2 separate regions of the Homo sapiens genome follow, and region 2 is linked to region 1. A link is an interaction called in ENCODE POLR2A ChIA-PET data of the cell type or tissue named here. Cell type or tissue: Panc1. All regions are shown on one strand. Links, peaks and the distances in the headings refer to the core of each region. The heading gives the core; the rest is flanking DNA.

What was found. ChIA-PET counts read pairs that join two places held together with the same protein. Peaks named below come from ENCODE experiments on the same cell type or tissue, not always from the same donor. Only the 100,000 strongest peaks of a DNase experiment are listed, where the experiment ranks them.
Region 2: POLR2A ChIA-PET joins it to region 1 with 23 read pairs; 4 of 35 experiments call an interaction of 5 or more read pairs at or near these places.

Annotation. Positions count from the first base shown.
Region 1 is chr2:44,189,774-44,206,249 of GRCh38, reverse strand. It overlaps PPM1B (protein phosphatase, Mg2+/Mn2+ dependent 1B), which reads right to left. Exons shown (of 6, transcript NM_002706.6): 2 at 4,205-5,064. The coding sequence starts at 5,050. Among named protein-coding and RNA genes, the nearest start is that of PPM1B, 29 kb to the right of the region's middle. In Panc1, for the core only: no CTCF peak of the experiment used is centred there; no DNase peak of the experiment used is centred there.
Region 2 is chr2:44,101,258-44,117,733 of GRCh38, reverse strand. It overlaps LOC124907757 (a long non-coding RNA gene), which reads right to left and starts at 10,397. Exons shown (of 2, transcript XR_007086300.1): 1 at 10,268-10,397; 2 at 9,389-10,062. RefSeq lists an enhancer at 10,393-10,442. In Panc1, for the core only: no CTCF peak of the experiment used is centred there; no DNase peak of the experiment used is centred there.

The DNA of each region.
Region 1 (16,476 bases), core at 140-2,639:
CATAAATAAAACATTTTTTTTTCTAAATCCAGTTTGGATAACTAAAGAAATTAGCTCTGCATATAAAAATTGATTATTACATGTTCTTTTTACTTTTTACAACAGCACAGCAGTTAACACTCTTAATAATCATAGTACCAGATCAAAGACGCCAGTGCCCCTGCCATAAATAAGGGCATCTAAACTTAAACAGAAAACAATCTGATACAGTTTTTTGTTTGTTTTTGTTTTTTTGACACGGAGTCTCACTCTGTCGCCCAGGCTGGAGTGCAATGGCGCGATCTCAGCTCACTGCAACCTCTGCATCCCAGGTTCAAGCAATTCTCCTGAGTTTAGAACTAAACAATTATTGAGGGGGTTACATTTTCTATGTTATATAAATTAATATAGAATGATGTTGCCTTTGGAAAATGATAATTTCCCTCAATTTTATCCAACTATGAGGTACTATCTCATGTTTTAAAATAAATAGGCTTCTGGTAGATGGTATATAAATGAAATTTTGGAAAATCAAATAATGTTTTAAAAGAACAATTTAAAAGAATACCGACTTTTATAATTTAAGAAAAACAAAACAGGTGACAAAGTAACAAACATAGCATGATCTTTTTCTATAAAATACAAAAAAAGAAAAAATCCTATTTTACGTTTATACATTTCTATCAATAATCACAGAGAACCATTTGGAAAGATATACAGCAAACCATGAGCAGTGGTTCCCTAAGTGAGATGAGACTGGAAAGCAGAAACATCAAGGGGAATCACTTTACTTCAAACATCTCTGTATTTGTTACAAAAAAAATTTAGTCTTAATGTTTCCCTTGGGGAAAAATTTCTCAGACCATGAAAACCGAAACAGACAGACACTTACACACACACACACACACACACACACCCACACCCACACCCACACCCACTCTTCTTTATTTTATCAGGCCCTTCTGGGAAATATTGTTAACAAAAATACTAAACTTGAGTCAGAAAACTAGTCTCAGCCTCAATACTCACCAAGTATATGACTTATGGATATCTTTTAATATCAAACAACCTCCATTTCCTTACTTGCAAATTAAAAAAACTTTTTATTTTGTTCACCTCAGAAAGTTACTATGAGGATTAATAAGTATGTATCATTTACAAGTTATGAAAAGCTATGCACGTGGCAGTTACATATTTTAAGCAACCCGAAATTAGTTGGCAGTAAACACCATAAATGCCAGCATTGCAAATAAAATGGGAGGGTTGCTTTCTTAGCTCCCATTCTCCCCTCGAGTTAAATACCTAATTTAAATAGGATAATACCTGACCACAGTCATACAACACTTACAGATTAATATTAACTGGCAACCCTGAAAAATGCTTATCTTTTTTTTTTTTTTTTTTTTTTTTTTGAGACGGAGTCTCGCTCTGTCACCCAGACTGGAGTGCAGTGGCGTGATCTCGGCTCACTGCAAGCTCTGCCTCCCGGGTTCAAGTCATTCTCCTGCCTCAGCCTCCTGAGTAGCTGGGACTACAAGCGCCCACCACAACGCCCGGCCGATTTTTTCTATTTTTTAATAGAGACGGGGTTTCACTGCGTTAGCCAGGATGGTCTCGATCTCCTGACCTCGTCATCTTAACTACCTCATATGGTTGTGAAAATTACATGAGTTAAAATATGTAAAGTATTTAGAATAGTGTTTGGCTTACAGAAAGCAATAATTTACTAATACTACCACGATTATGATTATGATAACCTCCCAAGATTTAATGAGTTAAGATAAAAGTGCTTATAAATTATGAAAGTATGACAAGTGATGGAGGTGTTAGAAAAAACTAGGACTTCATTTAAATCTCTTATCAGGGAAACATCTACTTATTAATGTTTCCTCTCCTCTTACAGCAGGTAACTACTGTGCAATCGCTAAGTGCTTTCCATGAATTTTTAACTTACAATTTTTCTGAGTAAATTCAAAGTAATTATATTTGATCTTATTGCTAACCCTTGCTTTTACAATACAAATAAATGGAAAGACAAAATTACGAAGTTAAACAGAAATGAAGGTTTCCATAAGTAACTTTCAAAGGTTCAAAAATAATTTTAAGTCTGTTTTGTTTCAATTCAAACCTCCAAACTGATTTCAATTTGAATGCAGCTCCATTAGAAGGAACTATGATGGTCAGCTTCCATTAACATTGAATGAATCATGGGCCCCAACTTCTTGTCTGTTATTATCATTCCTCATTTCTGAGATTCTAGGATGCCATCTAGAATCTTTTAACACCATCAACATGAACATTTAATCACTCTAAATTGATAAAAGCTAGCAAGTGAAGATATACCACCAGAAATATTTAAACCTCATTCAGAAGGGTCGAGTCAAAATTCTCAAAAACTAGCATCCTTTCAATGGATAAGTGAGTTAATCTACTAACACAAACTTCTTTCCTTAGTCCAAATTACAGACCTAATAGATTTTTTGGCTATTCCCTCACAACCTCATTCTTTCAATAAAATACTACGCAGCCAAGAAAAATGATACAGATCAATACTTATAGGCATGGAGATCTCTCTACAATATATTGTTGGAAAAGGCAGGCTGTAGAATAACAAGTATAATCATCTCGGTTTTATAAAAATACACACACTCACAGGCAGGCAGAAAAGACTGGAACAATATACACCACAACAATGAAAGTAGCTGACTTAGGGTGGATGGCAAAATTTTGGGTGTTTCTCTATATTTTCTTCATCATCTGGATTTTTTTTCCAATAGTAAGTATATACCTTTTTTTTATAATTGGGGAAAATGCTGTTTTCATTAGCTAGTCAGGCAACAAACATATGCCTATGCTTGTCTCAAAAATCTACAGGTCAGAATTGCTTCATTTAGAGTTCAAAGACAAATACATAATTTTAGACCCACTTACTATTTGATCACTGACAACCATCAATACTTCTTTACTTAACTCATCCAGAAGTAAAAAGATACAGTGTGTTAAAAATAAAAATCAGAGGAGCTAGAGGTACCATCATTAAAATCCTTTCAGAAAAAGGCTGTCCACTGACAAGAACGGCCTTTAAATCTTCTGTTTTTAAAACTGCCTCTTTCCATTCTATTAAAAAGAAATCGGTATTTAACCAAAATCTGGGCATTTCCAGAGACCCAGAGATCCTTTCTGAAAAACTTTCTGGTTATGCCCATACCTTCCACAGTACATTTTGGAGTAGGGAGATACAGTGGTTCTAATCTAGACAGAATAAATAAGTCAAACCCTTTATTTATTTCATGTAACTAAAGGTCAGTTTTACCTTGGTATCTTTTCAGTCAAATACTTACACACTCCAGACACTGGCCAGATAACTCAAATTTTAATTGAATTATATATAGATGCTGTCAAAAACCCACTTGAAACAACTGAGTATTTTAAAGATATTCAAAGGATTGCCAATTATCTATTACTCTGGACTTTTTTTCTATTACTGTATCAAGCAATGATTCATACAAAATTACAAATCTAAATAAACTTTAGTGTTCCACAGGAATTTTTCACAAGATTATGTTTTATAGAAGCCTTTGGTTTTTAATCAGAAATAATAAAAACATCTATATGAAAAGAATTTTATCTTCTACAAAAGATACTATCCAAGTCATGTATTACTTAGAGAGCCACATGTAAATCCTTTTTAGATTGTATTGCCAGATAAGAGCTGCTTTTAGAAGACAATGAGAAATATACAACCCATATTTTTATTTCAGTTTTTGTCTTCACTGCTAGGAGGCTCAGGACTAAATTTTATACAGGCTAGGCATCTAGTACATCTTCCAATATTTCACATGGCTCTTGATCTTTTAGTAATATCTAGTACAGAATTCTACTATATACATATTTTATCAAGCTGCTTCATAATCAGGCATAAGATGGTTACTGCCAATGTCAAGAAAAAGTCACTCTGTGTAAATGCTTTTGCTACAGCAACAAGCTATGAAGTACTTAAATGACAACAAATGCCTCAAATTTATCAAGCTTAATTTTCAAATTAGAAGGCTGGGACAAACAAGGATGGCAAAGAAAACAATGGTTTCATTTCTGGTAAAGTACTTCAAAATATACAGCTTCTGTGAAAATATTAAAAGTTTTAAAATTTTAAGTTAGCTTAACTTTACCTACCGTAACTTTTCAAAATTAACATGTTATTTTAATGACAAAAAAGTTTACATACCTTGTGTAAACAAGTGTCCACTACCCAATTGCACACATTTTCCAGGTCATCAGATACCTCAAGCCTAGATTTAACATATTCACAGAGCTCCTCATTACTCATAACATCCCAGATCCCATCACAAGCCAAGATGATAAATTCATCCTCTTCTGCTCTTAAAATTTCATAAACCTCAGGCTCTGGAGAAACAAGTTGTTCTGTTGGGCCCTTGCCATCAACACACTTGTAATCATAGTCCCCCAGAGCACGAGATACTGCTAATGAACCATTAACACGTTGTATCATCACGCTGCCTCCTGCATTTTGGATTCGCTCCTTTTCCCTTGGATTGCAAGGTTTGTGATCCTGGGTAGAAAAGCAGACTTGTCCATTCCTATACAGAACAGCACGTGAATCACCACAGTTGATAAAGTAGATATGCTTAGGTGAAATCATAACTCCCACTGCAGTTGAACCACTCCTGTCCATCCCGTTTCTGAGGTCTGAAAAGTTACGCATGTATTCATCAATTTTCAAAAATCCAGTTCTGATACCATTCTTAACATTTTCCACTGAAAGCTCAAGAGCAGATCCTGATTTTCCAGCTGCCCTAAAGTCTTCGTTAGTAGTGATGTGTTCTAATAAATGTGTTGAGCAGTAATTTGCCACTCGGGATCCAGCATGACCATCATAAACTGCAAAAAATGACCAGTCTTCCAAGCCGTGAGGAATACCTACAACAGCTGTGTGTGCATCTTCCATTTCCACTCTCCATCCTTGCATGCTGCTCAGGCCATAACGTAAACCATTCCCAGCACCATGAGCATTATGTTTTTCAGTTTTGGGTTTATCCAAAAATGCACCCATGTTTAGCAATAAATCTGAAATAAAAAATGCAGGTGTTAAATGTTTAAATTTGACAGAAAATGTATGTACAATATTCCCTCTATAGTCTAGTAACTCCTACCTCAAGTATTTTTTTTAGTATTATCCTAATTTACGGGAGCAACAACAAAAGCCCAAGAAATTTCCTCCCCTACATCCTACAGAACAGTGGTTTCTCAGCCCTAGCGCGTAAGAATAATCAGACCAATTAAATCAGAATCCCTAGGGATGGGACACAGATATCATCTTTTAAAAGCCTCTCTGGTGACTTGTATGTGCAGCCACGTTGAGACCACTGTTCTAGGAGAAAGGAAAAAACAAGAAATAAAACTTCATTAATAATTTCATTCTGATTTAATTTACAAGGTGAGTCTAGGGTTCGACATGTAAGTTTACAGAAGACTGGACAATGAGAATATTCAAAACAGTGAGTCATCTTGTTCAATAAATCAAGGTAGGAAGGTATACTAATATACTTTAGAAGACTTTCAAAAGCAAGTATTGAAATCAAGATTTCTCCTCCCAGTGAACCTAAAGACAACCCCAAAATTCAATTAAAACATAAAAATCTCCATTCTACACACATTTGGTTTTATCACTTTTACTATATATCTATAAAACTGAAAACCTTATCATTACTTTGATTCTGTTAAAAACATACCTTTAACATGGTGCTAAAAAATGGACTTCACTTTGCTGAACTTAAAATCCATGAAGTAGCTACCCAGTGTTGACTGACAAAGACTTAAAATCCTTAGAATTGGAAAGTACTACTATGCATCACCCTCTCCCCGCCTACCCAACTTTACTATTTTATAGAATAAAGCTTTCCCAATTTCAAATGACTTAGATTAGACTTAGAGTAATGGTTCCCAAAAGTATGCAAAAGAATTCTCTGGTATGTTTTCTACATACAATGCTAACCCTACACTCTAACTAGGTGACCTTGGGCAAATTTCTTAGTCACCTGTACCTATACCTCATAGGGCTGCTGTGAAGAATGAGTCAATGTAAAGTGCTTAAAACAGCACTTAAAACACAATAAACACCATAAAATGTTTGCTGTTATATCTGCTCAAAATGCAGACTCCATAGCCCTATTCCCACACCTAAGGATTTTTTTCAATAGATCTTAGATGGAATCATCAAAAAAGCATGCTGGTGATTTAAAGTTTTGAGAGACACTGGTCTAGATCAATTTACCTCCATTTGGGTCTACGTATCTTTGTGAGATTTTTTCCAGGTATGATCATTATTGAACTTTACAATAAAATTACATATCGCCATTTAAAAAAATCTGATGAACCACTCGATATATATATGTAAATATTTATAAGTTACATACCAGTTTTATAATTTTCCTGGGTTATATGTGATACTGTATTAATAAATTACAAATGTATTTATAGAAAAAGAGTCCTGAAAGGATAAGATTAAAATCATGTAAAAATTATTTTTCATTCTATCAGTAGAATGTCATATTTTGTACTGAGAGCAATGTAACAGAATATGCTTGATTACTTTTGAACATGCTGGTTTAATTCTCTGTGATACAATGATTTTAAAGCCTAGTTCTAAGTACATTTTTATATGCTTGCTTGTATAGGCTATTTCATCTGAAAGGCAACTTTAAAAGATACTTAAATGCAAATGAAACAGAATTGTTGGCTGTATTTACTAAATCACTTTTCTTTCTTTTTTGGGGGGTGAGGGGATACAGTCTCACTCTGTTGAATGGTGCCATCTCACTGTAACCTCTGCCTCCCAGGTTCACAAGCCATTCTCCTGCTTCAGCCACCCAAGTAGCTGGGACTACAGGCACGTGCCACCATACCTGGCTCAATTTTTTTTTTTTTTATTTTTATTTTTTTTTTTTTTGAGATCTACAGGCACGTGCCACCACACCCGGCTCTTTTTTTTTTTTGAGATGGAATCTCGCTTTATCGCCCAGGCTGGAGTGCAACGGCACAATCTCGGCTCACTGCAACCTCCGCCTCCCAGGTTCACACCACTCTCCTGCCTCAGCCTCCCGGGTAGCTGGGGTTACAGGCACGCGCCACCATACCCAGCTAATTTTTTGTATTTTTAGTAGAGATGGGGTTTCACTATGTTGGCCAGATTGGTCTTGAACTCCTGACCTTGTGATCTGCCCACCTCGGCCTCCCAAAGTGCTAGGATCACAGGCATGAGCCACCACGCCCGGCCATGACCATTTCTTCCTAGTAGCCATATATGGGATACTTGTGATTGTAATGAAATTTTCAACTGCAAAATACGTAGTGAAAAAACTGCTTAAACTAATTCATTCTCCCTTTATTCCCTAGTAATTACAAATGCCAGACACTACCTGCACTTTTACCAGCCCTATGACCAAAAGTAAGAATCTTCAACAGTCTTAAGAGCATGATGGGGCAGACTGCACATAGGTCTGGTCCGAAACCAAGCCCCTGCAGAGACAACCAGGGAAGTAATCTGAGAGAGTTAATGGCCCTCGTACCTCTTATTATTTCGTTTCATTTTTGTAACAGAGGCACATTATGTTACGCTTTTATCTTATTTGAGGGACCAAGGAACAAGCAAATACTTCTGTAGTGCCTGTTCTGTGGTAGGCTCTGTCTTAAATGCTTCACAAACATTAACTTATTTAAATTCTACTCTTTAGAAAAACAAATATCAAAAAAGCAAACAATTATCAGGGAAACCTTTAATAAAAAATCTTCAGGCTGGGTGCGGTGGCTCATGCCTGTAATCCCAACACTTTGGGAGGCTGAGGCGGGCGGATCACTTGAGGCAAAGAGTTTGAGACCAGCCTGGTCAACATGGTGAAACCTCGTCTCTATTAAAAATACAAAAATTGGCCGGGCATGGTGGTGGGTGCCTGTGATCCCAGCTACTCGGGGGGCTGAGACAGGAGAATTGCTTGAACCTGGGAGGCAGAGGTTGTGGTGAGCCGGGATCGTGCCACTGTACTCTAGCCTGGGCAACAGAGCAAGACTCCGTCTCAAAAACAAACAAACAAAAAATCATAAAACTTCAAGAAAAGACGACCAAATACTTCAAAATTCTCCTCCTTACTGCACTTGGCACACTTTTTTAGAGGGGGCACATGGACATTGGCAAGCGTGGCTTAAGAACAGCACAATCTGTCAATCCCATCTGCTTCCTATCAAAGAAAATGCGGTGGTGTTAGGGATGCTTCAGGCTCATGGATAAAATTTTTCCCAAAGGTTTCTGAAGGCTAGTAAGTTGCTCTTTCGACTAGAAAAGTAACATAAATAGCGATAACAATGCCTCATTTTTTAATGAGTTCTATATGTCAGGCACTACACTAAGATACTGATATACACTATATCATTTAATTCTAATAACAACTTAGTAAGGTTAGCACTATTTATATTCTCATTTTACCTTGAGAAAACTGGGATACCTAGGGTATCCAGACAACACAACTAAGTGGCTAATCAGAAATCGAACCTATTAAGACTAGCCTAAATCTTGCATTCTCAAACTCTGGGCTTCAGTGGCTAATGTATCGCAAGCTTTTTTCTTCCTTTTAAAAAATAAATAATAGTTATATAAATGTTCAGGGGCTCAAAAGGCAACTCAATGTCATATCCCTGACTGGATACTGACACAGATAAACAGAATTACTAGAAAAACTGGTGAAATCCAAAGACTAGAGTTTAGTTAACAGAAGAGTAATGTTAGTTTTTTTTAGTTTTTGATAAACGCACTACAGTAAATGCAAAAAGTTAACATTAGTGGCCAAGTGTGGTAGCTCATGCCTGTAATCTCAACACTTTGGGAGGCCAAGGTAGGAGAATCACTTGGGCCCAGGAGTTCGAGATCAGCCTGGACAACATAATGAGACTCCATTTCTACAAAAAATTAAAAATTAGCCAGACATGGTGGCGCACGGCTGTAGCCTGGGTTACTCAGGAGGCTGGGGTGGGAGATCTCCTGAGCCTGGGAGGTTGAGGCTGCAGTGAGCCCTGATTATACCACTGCACTCCAGTGGTATGACAGGTGACACAGCAAGACCCTGTCTCAAAAAAAAAGTTAACGTTAGTGGAAACTGGGTAGGGGGTAGATGGGGAAGACTCTGTACTACCTTTGCAAACTTTTCTGTAAATCTGAAATTATTTCAACATTAAAAGTTTATTTAAAAAATGAAAACTAAAAGGTAAGCCTCAGTTAAGTCATTCCAAGTACAGTGTAGTACAAGCAAGGTAGACTGGCTATGGAAAATCTCTCCACCTGTGATTTTGCCAAACATGCTAAGGTGGCTTAGAAATGTATCCTAAAAATACCAAGATTATATAATAATTGGAAATTCCGATCCAGTGATTCTATTTCTGAGATGTTATAACCACTCTTGGTCTATGACAGATCATTTTCTTTTTTAATGGATAAACAATCTGAGCAACAAAATAACGTAATATTGGATTATAACCCATAGTACAAACATTCATGAGTCTTTGCTGATAAAAATAAAGGACTGAATACGTAAATGAATGGGGATACCAGACAAACCTTTAATGCAGAAGAATGCCAGACAGTTTATGTAGATCTTCCACCTTCAAATAGGTCAAGCACAACTTCCCACCCCATAAGGGTGGATTGGGCAGTTATTTTCTTTTCAAAAAGTACAAAATGAAAACGAGGGAGAGAATAACTCTACAGTGGAGAAATCTGACAAACACTACCTCAGCCAGGTAATCAAACTTGACATCAACGGTTTATATTCTTGGCATAATCTAATGAGAAAGGCACTTTACCTCAGTGGTCTTCCTCCAAAACAAAATCCATAATAACCCCAGTCTAATCATAAGAAAAGCATTAGAGAAACTCCAATAGAAGGATATCCTACAAAATATCTGACCAGTACTCCTCAAAATTTTCAAGGCGATAAAAAACAAGGAAAGCCTGAGAAACTGCCACAGCCAACAGGGGCCTAAGGAGACATGATGACTAAATGTAACGTGGTACATCCTTAATGGGATCTTGGATAGAAAAAGGACATTAGGTTAAAACTAAGAAAATGCAAATAAAGAATGGGCTTTATGGGCTTTAGTTAACAATGTATCAGTATTGGCTCATTAATTGTAAGGGTTCAAGTGGACAGTTCTCACTTGGGTTTTCTCATATTACTGCATACAAATACTGGCTGGGGAGAAGGTCACCTGAAAGCTCACTTAACATGATAGGCAGCTGATGAGGGATGCTGGCTAGGAATTTAGCTGAGACTGTCCCAAGGAGTATCTTCTGTATGTGGCCTCTCCAGTTTGAGGATTTCAACACGGTCAGGCTTCTTACATGTCACCTGGTTTCCCAGGCAGAGCTACATGGTATTTTCTGACCCACCCTCAGAAGTCACTTCTGCTGCATTATTGGTTACAAGAAAGTCACTAAGTCTTGTTCAGATTGAAGACAAAGGAACGTAGACCCCACCACTCAAAGGAGAAGATTACTAAATAGGTTGCAGACATGTATTTTTTATTTTTAGAGACAGGATCTTGCTCTGTCACCCATGTTGGAGTGCAGTGGTACAATCATAGCCCACTGCAGCCTTGAACTCCTGGCGTCCAGCAATCCTCCCACATCAAAAGTGCTGGAATTACAGGTGTGAGCCACCACACCTGGCCTGTTTGGTAGTTTTAATACATGTCTGGGCTGGGCATGGTGGCTCATGCCTGGAATCCAAGCACTTTGGGACGCCTAGCTGGGAGGATCACTGGAGGCCAGGAGTTCAAGACCGCCTGGGCAACATAGCAAGACCCTATCTCTACCAAAAAAAATTGGGGAAAAATATTAGCCTAGCATGGTGGCGTATGCCTGCAGCACCAGCTACTTGGGAGGCTGAGGCAGGAGGATCACTTGAGCCCAAGAGATTGAGGCTGTAGTGAACTATGATCATGCCACTATACTCTAGCCTGAGCGACACAGTGAGTCCCTGTCTCTTGAAAAAAAAAAAAAGAAAGAAAGAAAAGGCCAGGTGGGGTGGCTCACGCCTGTAATCCCAGCACTTTGGGAGGCCGAGACGGGCAGATCACCTGAGGTCAGGAGTTTGAGATCAGCCTGGCCAATATGGTGAAACCCTGTCTCTACTAAAAATACAAAAATTAGCCCTGGTGTGGTGGCAAGCGCCTGTCATCCCAGCTACTTAGGAGGCTGAAGCAGGAAGATCACTTGAACCTGAGAGGTGGAGGCTGCAGTGATTGCGCCACCGCACTCCAGCCTGGGTGACAGAGTAAGATTCCGTCTCAAAAAAAAAAAAAAAAAAGCAAAAGACTGGAGGTCTATCTTGCAAAGAGTGAACTATAGAGACTCTGGGTTTAGAGACAGCAGATTTAGCTGAGGACCAGAGCAAGAAGCCTTACAGAAAACCAGTGATATAAACTATAAATTTGCATAATGAATGCTGATATGCTCAGCCTGCTCAGCCTTCTTCTTTTTTTTGAGATGGAGTCTTCCTCTGTCGCCCAGGCTGGAGTGCAGTAGCGCGATCTCGGCTCACTGCAAGCTCCGCCTCCCAGGTTCACACCATTCTCCTGCCTCAGCCTCCCAAGTAGCTGGGACTACAGGCGCCCGCCACCACGCCTGGCTAATTTTTTCTATTTTTAGTAGAGACGGGGTTTCACCGTGTTAGCTAGGAAGGTCTCGATCTCCTGACATCGTGATCCGCCCGCCTCGGCCTCCCAAAGTGCTGGGATTACAGGCATGAGCCAACACGCCCGGCCTGCTCAGCCTTCTTTACCAACTCCCAGAAATCAAGGAAACCACAAGCAGGCAACAGCTCTATTGCTCTCTGAGGAAATTCACTAGTCCCAGAGAAAGTACCCACAGATTACTTACACACAGGAATACTCCATAAAATGCTTGGTCTCCACAATCATCCCACAGCGAGGCCTATCAAATGACATCCCTGTCAAGGCTGTCAGGGTTACACTTAAATATGAGGAGCTATCCAAAGATTACCAGATACTGAAAGGAAACATACAACATGAAAAGCAAAATAAATCAAACAAAGAAAAAGGAATCAGAAGGAAAAAACCATGCAAGGACTAGGGAAAAAAAAATCCTTAAGAGAAATAAAAAAGTATTCTATTCATGAACCAAAAAGATATTAAAAACAAACAAACAAACAAACAAATAAACAAAACCAGGCTGGGTGATGCAGTAGTTCATGCCTGCAACCCCAGGGCTTTGGGAGTTCAAGGTAGGAGGATTGCTTGAGGCCAGTAGCTCGAGACCAGCCTGGACAACAAAGTGAGACTCTGTCTCTATAAAAAAAAATTTTTTATGCTGGGCACAGTGGCTCACGCCTGTAATCCCAGCACTGTGGGAGGCCGAGGCGGGTGGATCACCTTACGTCAGGAGTTCGAGACCAGCCTGGCCAACACGGTAAAACCCCATCTCTACTAAAATTACAAAAATTAGCCGGGCATGGTGGCACGTGCCTGTAATCCCAGCTACTGGGGGGCTGAAGCAGCAGGATCACTTGAACCTGAGAGACAGAGGTTACAGTGAGCTGAGATCGTAGCACTGCACTCCAGCCTGGGCAATGGAGCGAGACTCTGTCTCTCAAAAAAAAAAAAAAAAAAAAGAAAAAAAATTTTAATTAGCTGGGTACAGTAGCAAGCACATGTAGTCCTAGCTACTAGGGAAGCTACAGCGGGAGGACTGCCTTAGCCCAGGAGTTCAAGACTGTAGTGATGGGCCACTGTACTTCAGCCTGGGTAACAGAGTGACAACATGTCTCTAAAAAAATTTTTTTCAAAATAAAAAAATTCAGAGGAAAGAAAAGTGCTTTTTGAAATTAAAATGGCATACAAATGGCCAATAGATATGTGAAAAAATGCTCAACCTCACTAATCATCAGGGAAATGCAAATTAAAGGCACAATGACATATCATCTCACACCTGTCAGAATGGCTATTAGGAAAAGATAACAGGTATTGGTAAGGATATGGAGAAAAGTGAACCTTTGTACACTGATGGTGGTTATGTAAATTATTACAGTAATTCTGGACAACTATCTATTCCTCAAAAAACTAAAACCAGAATTACCATATGATCCAGCAATCCCACTTCTGGGTATATAACCCTAAGGAACTGAATTCAGTATGTGGAAGAAGTATCGGCACTCCCATGTTCACTGTGGCATTATTTACCAAAACCAAGTTATGCAATCAACCTAAGTGTCCATCAATGAATGAATGGATAAAGAAAATGTGGTGTATATATACACAATGGAATACTGTTCAGCCTTAAAAAAAGAAGGAAATTCTGTCATTTACAACAACATGGATGAACCTGGAGGATATTATGCTAAGTAAAAGAAGCCAGGAATAGAAAGACAAATATTGTATATTCTCACTTGCATGTGACATCTAAAACAATCAAACTCATAGAAGCAGAGAGTAGAATGGTAGTTACCAGAGGCTGGGAGGGTGGTGCAAAATGGGGAGATGTTGGTCAAAGGATAGAAAGTTGTGGTTAGACAGGTGAAATAAATAATAATTATGTAAGGTGATAGATATGTTCATTAGCTTGATTCAATCATTTTACACTGCATACATATGTTATAACATCATTTTATACCTAATACATATGTAAGATTATAATGTCAAGTTAAAGAAAACATTTTAAAAATAAAAATGACAGGCCAGGCACAGTGACTCACACCTGTAATCCCAGTACTTTGGGAGGCCGAGGCAGGCAAATCACCTGAGGTCAGGAGTTTGAGACCACCCTGGCCAACATGGCGAAACCCCATCTCTACTGAAAATACAAAAATTAGCCGGGCATGGTTTGTGGGCTGTAATCCCAGCTACTCGGGAGGCTGAGACAGGAAAATCGCTTGAATCCAGGAGATGGAGGTTGCAGTGAGCCGAGATCGTGCCACTGCACTCCAGCCTGGGCGACAGAGCGAAACTCCATCTCAATACAATACAATACAATACAATACAATACAATACAATACAATACCATAACATAACATAACATAACATAAAATAAAAATAATTAAAATGACAGAAAATTGTCAATAAAAGTTTAGAAAATCAAACTGAAAAAAAAAAAATCAAAAGTAAAATCCCCCAGACCCCTCCCCTTCACAAAAACCAAACAGACTCAAAGTAGTAAAGAATAAAACTAAGAAAGCTGCAGGATCAGTCCTGAAACTAACAGCTATTAGAGAAAGAACAAGAAAAGGAAAGAGAACTAAACACCCTAAGTGTCAGGACTGAAAGTAGAACCAACCACACACACATACAGAGACACAAAAAGCAACTGAAATTTCAAAACACTGGTGATAAAGATAAAACCTAACATTTCCCAGAGGGAAAAAAGGGGAAAAAATAAGTCACACATAAAGAATTAGGAACCCAAACAGCATGAGAAATCTCCAGAGTGATATTTGGTAGAATAAAAATGCATATAATTTCCTGGAGAATTGTTGGTTATAGAGTATCCACCCAGAGAAATTTTCACATATATACAAGCAGAAGCATACAATAATGCTGATACAATGTAAATCTCTACAGAATTTAAAAGTATAGACTACATTAACTTGTATCACCATGAGTAAATCAAAACAAAGTAGCTGGAAAATGATACATACAGTGTGATGCCATTATGCAAAGTTATAAAACTTACAAAGCAGAAGCTGGGAGCGGTGGCTCACGCCTGTAATCCCAGCACTTTGGGAGGCTGAGGCAGGCGAATCATAAGGTCAGGAGTTCGACACCAGCCTGGCCAACATGGTGAAACCCCATCTCTACTAAAAATAGAAAAAAATTAACCAGGCATAGTGGCGGGCACCTGTAATCTCAGCTGTTCGGCAGGCTGAGGCAGGAGAATAGCTTGAACCTGGGATGCAGAGGTTGCAGTGAGCCGAGATCACTCCACTGCACTCCAGCCTGGGCAACAGAACGAGACTCCGTGTCAAAAAAACAAAAACAAAAACAAATAAAATTTACAAAGCAACAGATTAGTTTACATACATGAATATGTGGCAAAAGTATTTAAAAACATGCTTGAGTTGTATAAACACTAAAACTACTAAGACCAACTTGATAGTACTTACTTCTAGGGAAATAGTGAAGTGGCAATATTTAAAGTTGGTTAACATGCCTCTGAGATCAATTTGAAGCAAACAGCAAAATGTTAATGTCTGTTAAATCTTAGTGATGAGAACATGGATCCTTATGTTAAGAAGCAAAAATGTTCATGCTGCAAGACTATTCAAATAAGCTGCACACACTGATATAACAACAGTTCATGTCTCAGTAAAATCTTATTTCAACACAATAATTGTACAATTTATTTTATTATTAAATGGTCATTAAATACCCATTTCCTTGATAAATATTACAGTAAAACTTAGTCAACAAAAATATGGGTACTTGCGCTGTTCAATTTATGGAGTGTGAAAATGCAATGTAAACACATATGTAGAACAGAAACTGTTTAGCCAAAATAAATGTCACTTCTGTTTTAACAGACGCCTGGTCTAACGCTTACAAATAAAAGATCAACTCATTTAAATGTATCTGCCTACTAAATTTTTTTAGAGTTCTTTAAAATTACTTTCAAAAGAAATGGAAAAAAATGCCTTAAAAAGTAAGAACAAGCAAAGGGGAGAAAAGCTTCAAAAAGTGATACAGGAAAAAAAGACATGAGAGTAAGTTTCAATATTTTCTCAAAATCAAATATACTTGGCCAGGCACAGTGGCTCACGCCTGTAATCCCAACACTTTGGGAGGCTGAGACGGGCAGATCACGTGACTTCAAGAGTTTGAGACCAGCCTGGCCAACATGGTGAAACTCCATCTCTACTAAAAATACACAAAAAAACTAGCTGGATGTGGTGGCGGGCACCTATAGTCCCAGCTACTCGAGAGGCTGAGGCAGGAGACTTGCTTGAACCTGGGGGCAGAGGTTGCAGTGAGCTGAGATTGGGCCATTGCACTCCAGCCTGGGCAACAGGGCAAGACGGTCTCAAAAAAAAAAAAAAAAAAAATCAAATAAACTCAAATTTCTCTACTAGTATCAAATAATGATCTGTCCACTCTACTAGTATCAAATAATGATCTGTCCACAATGCCCAATGGTAGCTTAATCTTTTGTGAAATATTTTTGTAATGAAAACATTCACATTCACACGATATAATCCACATGATAAAAGTGTTTCTAGTTCAAGACAGGTGGAACAAAGCCATTTATCTCTAATCCCTCCCAACATGCCATCAAAATGTTAGTAAAGGAAAAATTTTAAAAAGGTGTAAAACACGAAGCAATGAAAAATTAAGAGCAGGAAATGGGGGCAAGAGGTATGCCATCAATGGGTAGAGATATCAAAAGCCTTTGGAAGCCATAAAGCAGATAGAAGCAGTGATTAATAA
Region 2 (16,476 bases), core at 7,655-10,154, 96 kb after region 1:
ACACTCTGGGAGGCCAAGGTGGGAGGACTGCTTGAGGCCAGGAGTTCGAGACCAGACTGGAAAGGCAGCTTGAAGTTTTGTAAATACCTATTAGTTTGCATTAGGATTAACTTCAGCTGTGAGTGATAGAAAGCCCCCCCCAAACAGTGAGTTAAAGTTTATTTGTCTCTCAGATAAACACAGGCAATATATGTCTAATATGATAGCATCTTGAGACCATCAGGGACCAAGCTCCTTGAGTTTTGCTGCTTCTCCATCCTCAACACATAGCTTCTACATTATGGCCCCAGTGACTTTTCTTACTCCAATTATCAAGTCCACCATCTATCAGCAAAAAGAAGAAAATGGGGCCAGGAGAGGTGGCTCACGCCTGTAATCCCAGCACCTTGGGAGGCTGAGGCAGGCGGATCACTTGAGGTCAGGAGTTCGTGACCAGCCTGGACAACATGGTGAAACCCTGCGTCTACTAAAAATACAAAAATTAGCTGGGCGTGATGGCATGTGCCTGTAATCCCAGCTACTCGGGAGGCTGAGGCATGAGAATCACTTGAACCGGGAGGCAGAGTTTGCAGCGAGCTGAGATTGAGCCACTGCACTTCAGCCTGGGCAACAGAGTGAGACTCAGTCTCAAATAAACAAACAAACAAACAAATAAATAAATAAACAAATAAATAAGAAAATGGAAGAAGAGCATTCTTCTCTTTAAGGATGCTTCCTGGAATTTCCTTACATTATATTCATACTACATTAGCCAAAAGTAAGACATATGGTCACATGTAACTGTAACCTTTTTATTCCAGGTGGCCATGTACTTGGCTTAAAGTTAAGGATTCTACTACTGTAGAAGAAGGAGAGAACGGATTCTAGAGGACAACTGGCAGTCTCCTTGTAGCTGAGACTTTTTTGTGTATAAAAATTAATAAAATTGGTTTATTAATTTGTTTATAATGCTCAATACCTTACAAGCTCTCTCAAAAATACTATCTCTTGAATTAGAAAGTATATAATCTCTCTATTTTTATCCATTACTCTTCCATCTCCAACATCTAACAAAACACTTAACAAACAACAGAAATGCAGTAACAATTTAAGTTCCTTTTTTACTATAAAGAAAAGAGAATGATCTTTTTTCACTACCTGCTATTGTCTTACACACTGTATTTTGTTCCATACCATTTTCCCTCTATGACTGCATACTATCATTACTTCTGTTCATGTGTAGAAAGGCTTCTCTGACTCACACAATGAGGAAACAGACTCAGAGAAATTTAAAAACTTGCTAAAAGTCACACAGCTAGCGCTTGGCGGAGCTGAGATTGAAATCCAGGACTGTCCAACTCCCAGATCCATCTGTCTTTCCTATAGCACAGTACATCAGAGCTCAGGGCATCCTCGGGAAAAAATGAAAAATTCAGAGAAACAAGTGTTTTTATCTACAAAACTGTTGTCTACCAGTGATTGGAATTATTGATGCTATGAGTTACAATCAATGACTGTCTACTAGAAAAAAGCAAAATTCCCTGAGTTTAAGAAACTCTTAATTTTTTCCTCGTATCAAATTATGTGAAGATACTGAAGATACTAAGATCTGAAAATTGTACATTTATTTATTCACAAATGTACAAATACTTACTAGGAACCACAACATCCGCAGAACTCTGCCAAACTCTGTGGACAGAGATGAAAGAAACAGTCCCCATTTATAAGCATCTAATCTGGTGGTAAAAGAATCATCACCAACAATAACAAATATTGTTATTTTTTGATAATATTGATAAGGGCAATGCAGAAGCTAGTTCCTTAGACAGCCTAGCAGGGTCAGGGAAGGCTTCCCGAGGTGACTCTTTTTTTTTTTTTTAAATGGAGTTTAGCTCTTGTTGCCCAGGCTGGAGTGTAATGGCGCGATCTTGGCTCACCACAACCTCCACCTCCCGGGTTCAAGCGATTCTCCTGCCTCAGCCTCCCGAGTAGCTGGGATTACAGGCATGCGCCACCACATCTGGCTAATTTTTTGTATTTTTAGTAGAGATGGAGTTTCTCCATGTTGGTCAGGCTGGTCTCGAACTCCTGACCTCAGGTGATCCGCCTGCCTCAGCCTCCCAAAGTGCTGGGATTACAGGCATGAGCCACAGTGCCCAGCCTCTCGAGGTGACTCTTAGGGAGGATTTAAACTATTCTAGAAAGGCAGTCCAAAGTCAGCCAGGCAAAGAAGCATGTGTTGTGTGCGGGGCACACAGCACAAAGAAAGGTGTTGGGGACCAGTGATAGCTTTTCCTCACCCATCACAAACTTCATGGCTGAGGCCCCTATAACAAGACAGATTAACAAGAGAAAAGCATACACATTTATTTAATTTAAATTTATGTGACACAGAAGCCTTCAGAAATGAAGACCCAAAGAAAGAGGAAAAATTATATTTTTATGGACAGTGTTGCAGAAATATGATCAGAGGACAGAAGGTATGAGCCAATGGCAATGCACTGTGGGGAGGTAAGCAAGGCCTGTTTGCTTAGAGTCTTCTTGGCATCTCTGTGTGTCTTCCAGAGTAAGGATAGTCTTCTCCTCTGGGTATAGGAAAGGGTCTATCCGCAGAATATCTGGAATGAGGTTTTATGACCTATTTTCAGGGAAGGTCAGCTGGGTTTTATGGCGCACATCAGGCGAGAAGGGGCAGAGGGAATTCTTTCTAGTTTCTATGGCTTGCTTCTGCTGTTTCGTTACATGTCAAGGTGCCATATTTTGGGGAAGCATATTTTCAATCCCATCAAAGGCAAGAAGAAGAGAGAATGTGAGGCACTGAAGAAGTAGCTACTAGCAGCTATTCTGTTTTCATGTTGCCTAAGAATCAATTCAGAGGTGATGCTTGTTAACCAGAAAGATTTCTGGATCCTACCTTCATGGTTTCAGATTCTACAGGCCTCAGACAGGGCCCAGTGATCTGTAATTTTATTTATTTACTTAATGTTTTTGGAGACAGGGCCTTCCTCTCTCACCCAGGCTGGAGTGCAATGGTGCAATCACGGCTCACTCCAGTCTTGACCTCCTGGGCTTAAGTGATCTTCCGCCTCAGCCTCCTGAGTAGCTAGGACCACAGGTGCATGCCACCCCACCTGAGTAATTTTTAAATTTTTTTGTAGGGATGAGGTCTCACTATGTTGCTCAGGTTGGTCTTGAATTCCTGAGCTCAAGAGATCCACCGGCCTCCCCGTCCCAAAGTGCTGGGAGTACAGGCATGAGCCACTGCTCCTGGCCAAATCTGTAATTTTAATAAGTGGCAATTCTTTTGGGGATGGTCCAAAGACTATACTTTGAGAAATACTGAAGCAAAAGAAGGGGGAGAAGACAGGAGTTAAAGTTGGCAAAGCAGGCAAAGGCATGGTCTGTCTAGCTCATGAGTTTAAAGTATACCCTGATGGAAATGATATGGAGGATTTTAAGCAAAACAGTGAGAGTTATGACTAGGTTGATGTTTTAGAAAAATCATTTCAGCTCAAGTTTGCAGGGAAGAAAGGCCAGGAGACTGGAGATCTTAACCAAAGGAGGGGGATGAAGATGGAGACATGAGAATGATTTTGAAAGATATTTTGAGAGGCTGGGCGCGGTGGCTCACGCTTGTAATCCCAACAGTTTGGGAGGCTGAGGCGGGCGGATCACCTGAGGTGGGGAGTTCAAGACCAGCCTGACCAACATGGAGAAACCCTGTCTCTACTAAAAACACAAAATTAGCTGGGCATGGTGGCGGCGCGTGCCTACAATCCCAGCTACTCGGGAGGCTGAGGCAGGAGAATCGCTTGAACACGGGAGGTGGAGATGGAGGCTGTGGTGAGCCGAGTTTGTGCCATTGCACTTCAGCCTGGGCAACAAGAGCAAAACTCCATCTCAAAAAAATAAATAATAAAAAAGAAAGAAAGAAAGATATTTTGGAGGTAGAATATCCTGGATTTGTTCAATACGTACTTGAATATGGCAGTGGTGGAAGGGACTGAGTAGGACTTTAAGATACTTTCTGAATTACTGCAAAACGGGAAAAGGGGTGAATAGATTAGTCTAAAAGTAGAAGAACAATTGTAGGGTACTTGAGGCTGAGGATCCAGTAAAAATATTGCTGGCAAATCTTAAAATCTTTTTTTAACTGAAAAAAGAAAAAGAAAACCACATTTGATTTTGTTCCTAAACTTACCAGGTCCAGTCACCATTGAATGCCATGACAGTTTCCTAAAATCAGGCTTTTTTTTTTTTTTTTTTTGTGAGATGGAGTCTCGCTCTGTTGCTCAGGCTGGAGTGCAGTGGCCCGGTCTCGGCTCACTGCAGCCTCCACTTCCCGGTTTCTAGCGATTCTCCTGCCTCAGCCTCCTGGGTAGCTGGGATTACAGGCACACGCCACCAAGCCCAGCTAATTTTTGTGTATTAGTAGAGACGGGGTTTCACCATGTTAGCCAGGCTGGTCTCAAACTCCTGACCTTAGGTTATCTGCCCACCTGGGCCTCCCACAGTGCTAGGATTACAGGCGTGAGCCACCACACCTGGCCAGGCATTCTAACCTCAGGTTAAACACTGGTCCCTGGCCAGGTGCAGTGGCTTACACCTGTAATCCCAGCACTTTGGGAGGTCGACGCGGGCAGATCACCTGAGGTCAGGAGCTCTAGACCAGCCTGACCAACATGGCCAAACCCCATCTCTACTAAAAATACAAAAATTAGCCAGGTGTGATGGCACACACCTGTAATTCCAGCTATTTGGGGGGCTGAGGCAGAAGAATCGCTTGAACCTGGGAGTTGGAGGTTGCAGTGAGCTGAGATTGCACCACTGCACTCCAGGCTGGGTGACAGAGTGAGACCCTGTATCAAAAAAAAAAAAAAAAAAAAAAAAAAAAGACAAAAAGCAAACACACACACACAAACCCACTGATCCCAAGCAAAATATTCTGTTTCAGGGATTGTCTGATCACTCCCTCACTCGCTCTATCACTGCAGGTTTCCTCAAAAGGGATAATTTTTCCTTTGCTACCCATGGGGGAAGGAAGAAGAAATGAATTATCTGTCCCAAGAAGGCTCTCACACTCCTTCCAGAACTATGTGAGTGCATTGCCAATCCTTTACAGAATCAGTCTACCAGTTTATAACATGTGGACATTAAAAATATTTAAATTATTTGCATTAGTGGCTTATGCATAAAAGTACATGGATGAAATCCACTTATAATAGATGTGCATCAAAAAGATGTGAATTAAGGAGCTTCTTGGAAATAAATGATATTGCATCTAGAGGCTGGTAGGACTGTTTTCACATGATTACCTAAGAAAAAAACATTAGAATTTGCAAGCCAGGCTTTAATGCCCTGCCAGGATCACAGCTTCAGCAGCAAACAGGAACAGGGTGAAAGCATGGTTATGGAGTAATAACTGGCACTAAGAATAAAACAGACTCATAAATGGAGGAGGGTCTCAATTATACCTTTATGAGTCAAACCAGTCATTCTGGTTTGCCCATTATGTAGCAATAGTACCCTGGTCAGGCTAGCACTCACAGATCTTTAACATTGATCTTAGCAACTGAGTATTGTCTCAGGTTCTTATTTATTGAGAGAAATCAATAGCCATTTGCTCATCCTCAAGAACATTTCATTTGTATTTTTTGATAGAAAATTCTTGAAAATCTGGCTTGCATACCACCTCCTCCTATAATCTCGAACTCTTAGAAGCAGAAATTGCAAAGACTTGATTCTTGCCATCAAGGAGCTCATCATCTGGGGGGATAAAACAAGTTAGGTACACAAAGTACCAGGTAATTTGTGATATCTGATTCCAGAATGATAAAAAACTAAGTCCTGTAAAAGTAGAGAGGAAAAAAGGATCACTCTGGGGTGATCAGGAAGGATTTCATGGAAGATTAAAACTGGGTCTTGAATTGTACAATCTCTGCTTATTTTTATATATATATATATATATAATTTATATATATATAAATATACATATTTATATATTATATTATATAATATATATTATGTTATATATTATAATTATATATTATATTATATTATATAAATTATATATATATAAAATAAGCAGAGATTGTACTATATATATATATATATATATATATATATATATATTTATTTATTTATTTTAACAGGGTCTGGCTCTGTCACCAGGCTGGAGTGCAGTGGCATGATCTTGGCTCACTGTAACCTTCACCTCCTGGACTCAAGTGATTCTCCCGCCTCAGCCTCCTGGGCAGCTGGGATTACAGGCATGTGCCACCACACCTGGCTAATTTTTGTATTTTTTGTAGAGAATGGAGTTTCGCCATGTTGCCCATGCTGGTCTCAAGTGATCAGCTGACCTCAGCTTCCCAAAGTGCTGGGATTACAGGCGTGAGCCACCACACTGTGCTTAAATTTGTTTTTTTGTTTGTTTGTTTTTTGAGACAGAGTCTTGCTCTGTCGCCCAGGCTGGAGTGCACTGGTGCAATCTCAGCTCACTGTAGCCTCTGCCTCTTGGGTTCAAGTGATTTTCTTTCCTCAGGCTCCCCAGTAGCTGGGATTACAAGCTCCCACCACCACACCTGGCTAATTTTTGTATTTTTAGTAGAGACAGGGTTTCACCATGTTGGCCAGGCTGGTCTCGAACTCCTGGCCTCAAGTGATGCCCCTGCCTTGACCTTCCAAAGCGCTGGGATTACAGGTGTGAGCCACCACATCTGGCCATCTGCTTGAATCTCATTCACATATCTATGTGTATTAGTTTTCTACTGCTATATAACAAATCGCCACATGCTTAGCAGCTCAAAGCAACATTTACATATTAGCTCATAGTTCTGAGGGTCAGAAGTCTGGAGGGGCTCAACCGGGCTCTCTGCTTAGAGTCTCACAAGGCTGAAATCAAAGTGTTGGCCAGACTGGGCTCTTATGTGGAAGCTTTCAGAAAGAATCTTCCAACTCCATTCAGGTTGTTGGTAGCATCTAGTTCCTTGCAACTGAGGTTTTGTTTCCTTGGTGGCTGCCACTCAGAGGCCACTTGCTGCTTCTAAAGGCCATCCACATTCTTTTTCATGTGGTCTGCTCTATCTTCAAAGTCAGGAATAGCCCAATAAGTTCTTCTCATGCCTTGTCGATCTCTCCGACATCATCTTTTGCTCTCAGCCAGAGATAACTCACTGCCTCCATATCTTAAAGTCAACTAACTTGGGACTGTAATTATCCCTGCAAAATTGCTTCATAGCATTGCCTAGATTTGTGTTTGGTTGAAGAGCCAGGGGATAGGAATCTTAGTGGCTACTTTTAAAATTCTGCCTACTACATAGATTCTATGAATCTATCTTAAGGTGCTTGTCAATGTTTATCAATTAAATAACAATTATTTATTGGCCTTTTACTAAGTACATCACATCAGTCACACTTATACTAAATGGAATCTTCTTTTTTTTTTTTTTTTTGAGATGGAGTCTCGCCCTGTCACCCAGGCTAGAGTGCAGTGGTATGATCTTCGCTCACTGCAACCTCCGCCTCCCGGGTTCAAGCGATTCTCCTGCCCCAGCCTCCCAAGTAGCTGGGATTATAGGTGCGCGCCTCCATGCCTGACTAATTTTTGTATTTTTAGTAGAGACAGGGTTTCATCATGTTGGTCAGACTGGTCTCGAACTCCTGGCCTTGTGATCGGTCCTCCTCTGTCTCCCAAAATGCTGGGATTACAGGCGTGAGCCACCTTGCCCGGCCAGAATCTTATTTTTCATCTGAAAATTGTTTCAGGTGCTTCAAACCTGAAATCTATCCCAGGCTAAAAAATTTTTTTAAGTCAAACTTTTTTTTCTTCTTTTCTTTTCATTTCTTTCTTTCTTTCTTCTTTCCTCCTTCCTTCCTTTCTTTTTTTTTTTTTTTTTTTTTTTTTTATGGAGTCTCGCTCTGTTGCCCAGGCTGGAGTGCAGTGGTGTGATCTTAGCTCACTGCAACCTCCGCCTCCCGAGTTCAAGCTATTCTCCTGCCTCAGCCTCCTGAGTAGCTGGGACTACAGGCACGTGCCACCCTGTCTGGCTAGTTTTTGTTATTTTAGTAGAGACAGAGTTACACCATGTTGCCCAGGCTGGTCTGGAATGCCTGACTTCAAGTAATCTGCCCACCTTGGCCTCCCAAAGTGCTGGGATAACAGGCATGAGCCACCATGCCCAGCAAACATTTTCAATAAATGATTAAATATAACATATTTAAACTGATGTTTCATAATGTTTCAATGAAGACAGTAACAGAATGTCATCGGTCTGTTTTTAAGCTACACATACTACTTTTTGCCTCATCTTCACCTAGGGAATAGAAGGTTAACTCCTGTTCTCCGACCCTCATCTCATTCATGGAAAATCTCCATCATAATGAGTCACTGTTATCAACTTCTGCATTCATGATGATGATCTCCCCTCTGCCCTGCATATGTTTTGTTCTCATCTGCTTCTGAAACTCTGATACATGTAATGACTTCCCATTCATGTTAGGCCATTCTGGTGTTACCATAAAGGAATACTGAGACTGGATAATTAATAAAGAAAAGCGGTTTAATTGGCTCACAATTCTGCAGGCTGTACAAGCATGGCACCAACATCTGCTTGGCTTCTGGTGACGGTCTCAGGAAGATTCTGATCATGGCGGAAGGTGAAGGGGAGAAGTGATGTCTCACATGGTGAGAGTGGTAGCAACAGAGAGTTGAGGGGGATGGTGCCACACACTTTTTAAACAACCAGGTATCTCATTAACTCAGAGTAAGAACTCACTTATCACCAAAAGGATGGTGCTAAACCATTCATGAGGGATCCGCCCCTGTGATCCGATCACCTCCCACCAGGCCCCACCTCCAATATTGGGGATCACATCTCAACATGAGATTTGAAGGGGGGACAAACATCCAATCTATATCCCCATCCGTTATACCTATCAACATTTTACCCATAGCTCAGGCTTTGCACTAATCTTCCTTTCACCATGCCTTCTGACCTACATTTTTTCCTGAACAACCCCTTTAGCAATCAGTAATATTACTGAGTTACATCACTTGTATTTCGGTCTTAATTGTGTGTGTATGTATATAAATATATCTATTTATGACAGTGTTTTTTAAAACTATTACCCCAAAATATTTAGTGTAGGAAAGGCATTGAAAAATATTTATGTTTTTAAATTGCTCTGATTAGAAAAATCTGACAGCTTCCCATGACTTCCTGCTGTGAATACTATCTCATTATCAGATTCATGGAATTAAAAAAAAAGGAACCAGGGTTTTAACTAATGAACAATATATAATCACCTGGTTGTTGCTCATATATGGATGGGCTTGTATCTGAAGCTTTTAAGAAGGGTATTTCTGGTCAGGTATTTATATTACCAAGCAAATAATAATAAAACATTCTGGAGCAGAGAGGCATTTTTATTAGTGACTTAACTTAGATTTTCTGTGGCTATCCATTTTATCCATTTTCTTTCTCTCAGCTTTTGTGAGTAAGACAATAGCTGCTCACCAAGATCTTCCTCGTCCATAGAAATAGAGTTATGACTGGAAGCAGTTGCGCAACCTGGAACTAACTTTCCCAGCAGCTCTTGCAGCTGTCTGTGGCCATGTGATTAATTTTTGCCAACAAAATATAAGGAGAAATATGGTGTACCAGTCCCTAGCGTAGCCCTTTAAGAAAGTGTCCACACCTTCCTTCCCCACCCCACTTCCTTTAACTGGACCAAAGAGACATCAAGACCTTAGGAAAGCTGAATCTCAGATGGAGGAGCTCGCAGTCCTGATTTTCCATGCGGAAGACCGTTGCAGCTGACTTGGAATATTCACCCTGCTTTATGTGTGATAATCTTCTATTGGGTTTGAACCACTGTACTTTAGAGTCCATTGGCTTCAGCAATGTAGTCTCTCATAACTAGTAAAGTTCATTTTTGTATTCTTGCAAGCATCCCATAGATATGTAGTGTAGCTACCACAGCATACACTTATTTAGAAGCCATCCAAAGGGGCTAAAATCTAAGTGATCACTGAGGAAGATACTCCCCAGCTCTGACTCTGAGGAATAGCTGTTTTCATCTCTGTGAGAAAAAATTATTAGAAGAAACTATTTTTAGTAATTGAAAGCAGAAATTCTAGTTAGCAATTGCCCTGAGACAATGTGGTTTGGGTTTATCAGTTTGTGACTTACAGTCAAGAAGACTTGCCATCTTGCCCGTCTCTGCCTCATCAGAGAAAGTAGAAACTAAATTCTGTTCTACCTAAGGCCAAAACAAGGCTACTCACCCACGTGGATCTCCTCTCATTTTGAATTCTCTCAGGTGTTCTGTCTTCCAGGAAGTGTTTCCTGACCACCACCTCTCCCCACTAATGGCTGGATGAGAGAGAAGGAACATCTGTTCCTTCTCTAAGTACCTCTAAGATTCTTTGTAGATCCCTATCATTGGTTTTACTGCACAACCCCTCAGCCTCATGGCCAACCCTACACCCATTTGTGAGCTCAGGGACACTGTTTTGTTTTTTGTTTTTTTGTTTGTTTGTTTCAGACAGAGTTTCGCTCTTGTTGCCTAGGCAACAGAGTGTAATGGCACGACCTCGGCTCACTGCAACCTCTGCCTCCTGGATTCAAGTGATTCTCCTGTCTCAGCCTCCTGAGTAGCTGAGATTACAGGTGCCTGCCACGATCCCCGGCTAATTTTTGGTATTTTTAGTAGAGACAGGGTTTCACCATGTTGGCCAGGCTGGTCTCAAACTCCTGAGCTTAGGTGATCCGCCCACCTCAGCCTCCCAAAGTGCTGGGATTACAGGTGAGAGCCACCGTGCCCGGCCAGGGACACTGTTTTATTCACCTTTTGGTCCCTCTGCCTACGACAGTGCCTGGCATACAGCAGACGGTTTATAAATGATGGTGGAATGAATGGATGAACCTAAAGACCTCATGAAATTGTCAGAGGCGTTTGAACCAGAGCAACTGCATCTTGAATAGGGGCTGAGTGAAACGAGGCTGAGACCAATTGGCTGCGTTCCCAGATGGTTAAAGCATTCTAAGTCACAGGACTTAGTCAGCACAAGATACAGGTCATAAAGACCTTGCTGATAGGCCGGGCGTGGTGGCTCACGCCTGTAATCTTAGCACTTTGGGAGGCCGAGGTGGGTGGACCACCTGAGGCCAGGAGTTTGAGACCAGCCTGACCAACATGATGAAACCCCATCTCTACTAAAAATACAAAAAGTTAACAGGGCTTGGTGGCCGGTGCCTGTAATCCCAGCTAGTCAGGAGGCTGAGGCAGGAGAATGGCTTGAACCCTGGAGGCAGAGGTTGCAGTGAGCCGAGATTGCGCCACTGCACTCCAGCCTGGGCAACAAGAGGGAGACTCCTCCTCAACAACAACAAAAAGGCCTTGCTGATAAAACTGGTTACAGTAAAGAAGCTGGCTAAAACCCACCAAAACCAAGATGGCCACAGAGTAACCTCTGGTCGTCTTCACTGCTACACTCCTACCAGTGCCATTACGGTTTACAAATGCCATGGCTACATCAGGAAATTACCTTGTATTGTCTGAAAAGGGGAGGCATAAATAATCCACCCCTTGTTTAGCATATAATCAAGAAATAACCGTAAAAATGGGCAACCAGCAGCCCTCTGCCTTTGGAGTAGCCATTCTTTTATTCCTCTACTTTCTTAATAAACTTGCTTTCAATTTACTCTGTGGACTCGCCCTGAATTCTTTCTTCAGCGAGATCCAAGGACCCTCTCCTGGGGTCTGTACCTGGACCCCTTTCCTGTAACAAAATGGTATTTTTCTGTTTATTCTCATAGGACACAACTTCCATAATACTCGTTGCTGCCATCATTTCCAAGCCTCCTCAGAATCTTTTTTTCTTATTCCCATTACCATGCCTCATTTTCTTGTGGTTGAGACTTACATTGCCTTTACTTAGATCAGCAAGACCTATTTGCTCTCTTAAGATATTTCTTTCCGGGCCAGGTGCGGTGGCTCACGCCTGTAATCTCAGCACTTTGGGAGGCTGAAGCGGGCGGATCACGAGGTCAGGAGTCCGAGACCAGCCTGGCCAACATGGTGAAACCCCGTCTCTACTAAAAATACAAAAATTAGCTGGGCATGGTGGCGCGTGCCTGTAATCCCAGCTACTCAGGAGGCTGAGGCGGAGAACTGCTTCAACAAGGACCAGGGAGGCAGAGGTTGCGATGAGCCGAGATCACGCCACTGCACTCTAGCCTGGGCAACAAGAGTGAAACTCTGTCTCAAAAAAAAAAAAAAAAAAGAGAGAGAGAGATTTCTTTCCAAAAGTCCTTCTTGATTATTAATTTTTAATATTCTCAATGCTTTACTGCATTGGACACAGTGTGTCAAGAGATAGGGCTGAGGAATGGAGAGACTCCTGGATCAGAAGTCAGGAAAACTTGGGCCTCTTTTTGTCTTTAAAGACTTCAGTAAAATGCCACAAAAAAGGCCACTGTATAACAATAGTGTGGATTAGAAAAGAATAAGCTATAGAACCATTCTTCAGACAAAATGCTGCTTACAAATAACACTGCATTCTAAAACAGATCAAAGCCGAGCTTGATATGTGGCCTCTGAGAAGCAAAATTTGAAAACCACAAGCCTAGATCATCTCAAAGGTCCCTTTCACCTGTACAAGCCTGTGGTTGTATGTAAATTAATTGCCCTGAATTTAAAAAAAATCTGTAAATGATGTGATCTTTGGTACATTCAAATTTGTCTACAAAGGAATGGTACTATGTGTTAGCTGTGATTCTAGTAAAAATTATCTTCTGTTGACATAACATTTTACAGGGTCATTTACAGAGGCAGTGTGGTATTGTGGTTACTAGCATGGACTTTGGAATAAGACACAAACTGATTCAATCTTGACACTTCCACAAACTGGCTGTGTGACTTGAGAAAGTTACTGAGTCTCAGCCTCAGTTTCCTCCCTGTAAATGAGGAAGAGAATGCCTGCATTACTGACTGTTGGGAGGATGACATGGGATATTGTACACCGAGCATTCAGCATGATGTCTGCATGTGCCAAATCTTCTGTAAAGATTAACTATCATGGCCTGGTGCAGTGGTTCATGCCTGTAATCCCAGCACTTTGGGAGGCCAAGGTGGGAGGATCACTTGAGCTCAGAAGTTGGAGACCAGAGTCTCTCTCTCTCTCTCTCTCTCTCTCTCAGTCTCTCTCTCTATATATATAATTTTTTTTTTTGAGACAGAGTCTTACTCTGTCACCCAGGCTGGAGTGCAGTGGCATTTGGCTCACCACAGACTCCGCCTCCCGGGTTCAAACGATTCTCGTGCCTCAGCCTCCCAAGTACCCGGGCTCACAGGTTCATACCACCATGCCCGGCTAATTTTTGTACTTTTAGTAGAGACTGGGTTTCACCATGTTGACCAGGCTGGTCTCAAACTCCTGACCTCAAGTGATCTACCCACCTCAGCCTCCCAAAGCTCTGGGATTACAGGCGTGAGCCACTGCGCCCGGCCTATTTTTTTAAAAGTGAAAAAAAGGTTAGCTATAATGAATTTCACAATCATTATTTCATGTAATCCTCACAAGTGTTGCTATTGTTATTTACAGGAAATATTGAACCTCAAAGAAATGAAACGACTTATCAAAGTTTAGCCAGTGAGGGCAGACCGATGTTCTTTCCACTGCCCCATGCAGCATTTAAGTGAGAGAAAGAATGATGGTGCACTCAGGGAGGGGAAAATGAAAGGGGAGGGTCCAGGTTGGGAGGCAATGGGGCAAAACCTGAAGACCACACAGGGATGACCCCAGACAAGGTAAGCGTGGGGAGGAGGATTGCGGAAGCCAATTTTACTGACTTGTAATAGTGTGTGAGACTGAAACACTGTCCAAACATGGTACAAGCCAGGATGTCATGGTGACCTCTCCACCCACACGATTCCCCGTTCCACAGCAGAGACAGGGCTTCTCCTGCATTGCCAGCTCAGGCTTCCGCACATAGAAGATGCTCATTGAACATTTGCTAAGTAGTCAGGGTAACGAGGCTTCTCTTTTTATTTTCTCCCCTCTCACAATTTGGAAGACTTTCCCTTGTCCTTAAAATCATGAGGAATAAAGGACTTTGCTTCTTCCTTCCTCAAAACAAAGGGAAGAATCATCCCTGAAGATTCAATTTGGTACAAAGTAACTGATCGATCCTGACAGTTACTCCATTTAGTGTACTTTAAACAGCAGCTCTGGCCTCCTCTCCTCCCTCCTCCGCTTCATCCCAACACTGAAGTCATGGTGCCTAATTTAGGCCACCGTCATAATTTCTACCCACAGCAAGTTGATATCATCCCCAGCAAACACAGCCTCAGAGTACTCTGAAACAAAGAGTCAGAGACCCAGGAAAGAAAATCAAGGAGTATATTCATTCCTCCCTCTATTTCCTGCCCAGGCACTTGCTTATTGTCCTAATGTATTGCAGAGCCTGCTCTTTCACAAGAATATCTGTGGTTCAGAAGCACAATGCAATGACACAGACTGAAATCTCCTTATTTCTACAGTATGTTTCAGTCTATATCTTCAAAATACAAGAGGACATGCAGATGTTGGTCTCGTTCCCTTTAGTAGATTATTCCATGTATTGGAGTTGTTATCATGTAGAGAAAATTACAAAACAAAGAACAAGAAGGATTCAATAATCACAGAACGGCCTGTCCTCATTACTTGTGTGAACCCCCCACTGTATCACAGGGACAGCATGTTAAATCAATAGAGACTCGAGCTGTTAATTTCCAGAAAGGAAGAGATGATTGAACTATAAAATAGTCTACGTCACTTCTCTGCCCATAGGGAACAGAAGTCCTTTTATTTTCGGGTCTTTTTACAATTAGGTAAGTTCCAGGAAGATTACGAACCACATGACAACATTTCTAAGGTTTTTTGTTTGTTTGTTTGTTTTTGGCATAGGGGTGCAATGCTTTGTTGACACAAAGCTATAGTTCTTGTATAGAAGGGATTTTAGTGTAAGGTGGTAAGAGGAATAGGTGTTTATATAGGTGCACATCGGTGAAGGGTGTTGAGGGTAGGGGGCTGGGGAGATAGAAACACACATAGAAGTTAGAAACAAGTAGACCTCATGCCTTGTGTTACTTTTTATTTCATGTGCTCTCCCGCTCAGGGCTTTGCCTCTGCACTGACGGCTGATGGGAGGGGATGCCACTTGTACTTCTTCTTCTTCTTTTTTTCTTTGATACAGGGTCTCACTCTGTTGCCCAGGCAGAGTGCAGTGGCACAATTGCAGCCTCAACCCCTCGGGCCCAAGCAATCTGCACACCTCAGCCTCCCAAGTAGCTGGGACCACAGGTGTGCGCCATCACATCTGGCTAATTTAAAAAATTTTTTTGTAGAGATGGGGTCTCGCTATGTTACCCAGGCTGGTCTTGAACTCCTGGGCTCAGGTGATTTTCCTGCCTTGGCCTTCCAAAGTGCTAAGATTGCAGGTGTGAGCCACCATGTCCAGCCCACTTGTACTTCTTATTTGTTTATTTATTTTTGAGATGGAGTCTTGCTCTGTCGCCTAGGCTGGAGTGCAGTGGTGTGGTCTCTGCTCACTACAACTTCCGCCTCCTGGGTTCAAGCACTTCTCTGCCTCAGCCTCCCGAGTAGACAGGATTACAGGCGCCCACCACCACACCTGGCTAATTTTTGTATTTTTAGTAGAGATGGGGTTTCACCATCTTGGCCACACTGTTCTTGAACTCCTGACCTTGTGATCCACCCGCTCAGCCTCCCAAAGTGCTGAGATTACAGGCGTCAGCCACCGTGCCGGGCCCACTTGTACTTCTTACTGATTCATGGCTATTCTTTTCATCTTTTCTATGCTGGGATTAAGAAAGAGACTGCTTGAATTGCATAGACCCATGATCAATGATGCTTGATCATGTTTGCATGATCAAACATTTGCAGGGTCTAGTGAGAACCAAGGTGGTCGAATAAAGGATAGTTTTACTGAAAGTCGCTTTGCGATGCCACTTCTTCGTGGGTCTGTTCCTTGTGAACTATAATATATGTATCTTCTGGATTACTTTTGAAAAGAGCAGATACACAGATTGTAGAAATCCACAGAGCAGAGAAGTAGGCATTTTTCAAATAAATGTCAGTTGATTCTAATTTTCTAATAAGACTTTGTTCTCATTCTGTTTTATGACCTCTTCAAACTAAGAGTACACTGCATCTGGCTGGGGATTCATTTCTTATCTTAAAAAATTCTTTAAATTATCTGAATGGCCTTGAGTTCTAAACTGCTATCTCTGAGCTATTCCCCAGGAGAAGTAAAAGCAACTTCCCGTTGGCCTCCCCCTCTACCACTGGAATAAATACAAAGGAAGAGAAGGTGTTTCTCCATCCCATCACCTCCCAAAGGATTTCCTACCTCTCAAAGAGCAACTGATCTCCTCTGGGGAGGGGCTGGGCAGGCAGGCTGGGATTCTGAGATAAGGAAGGATGTGCAT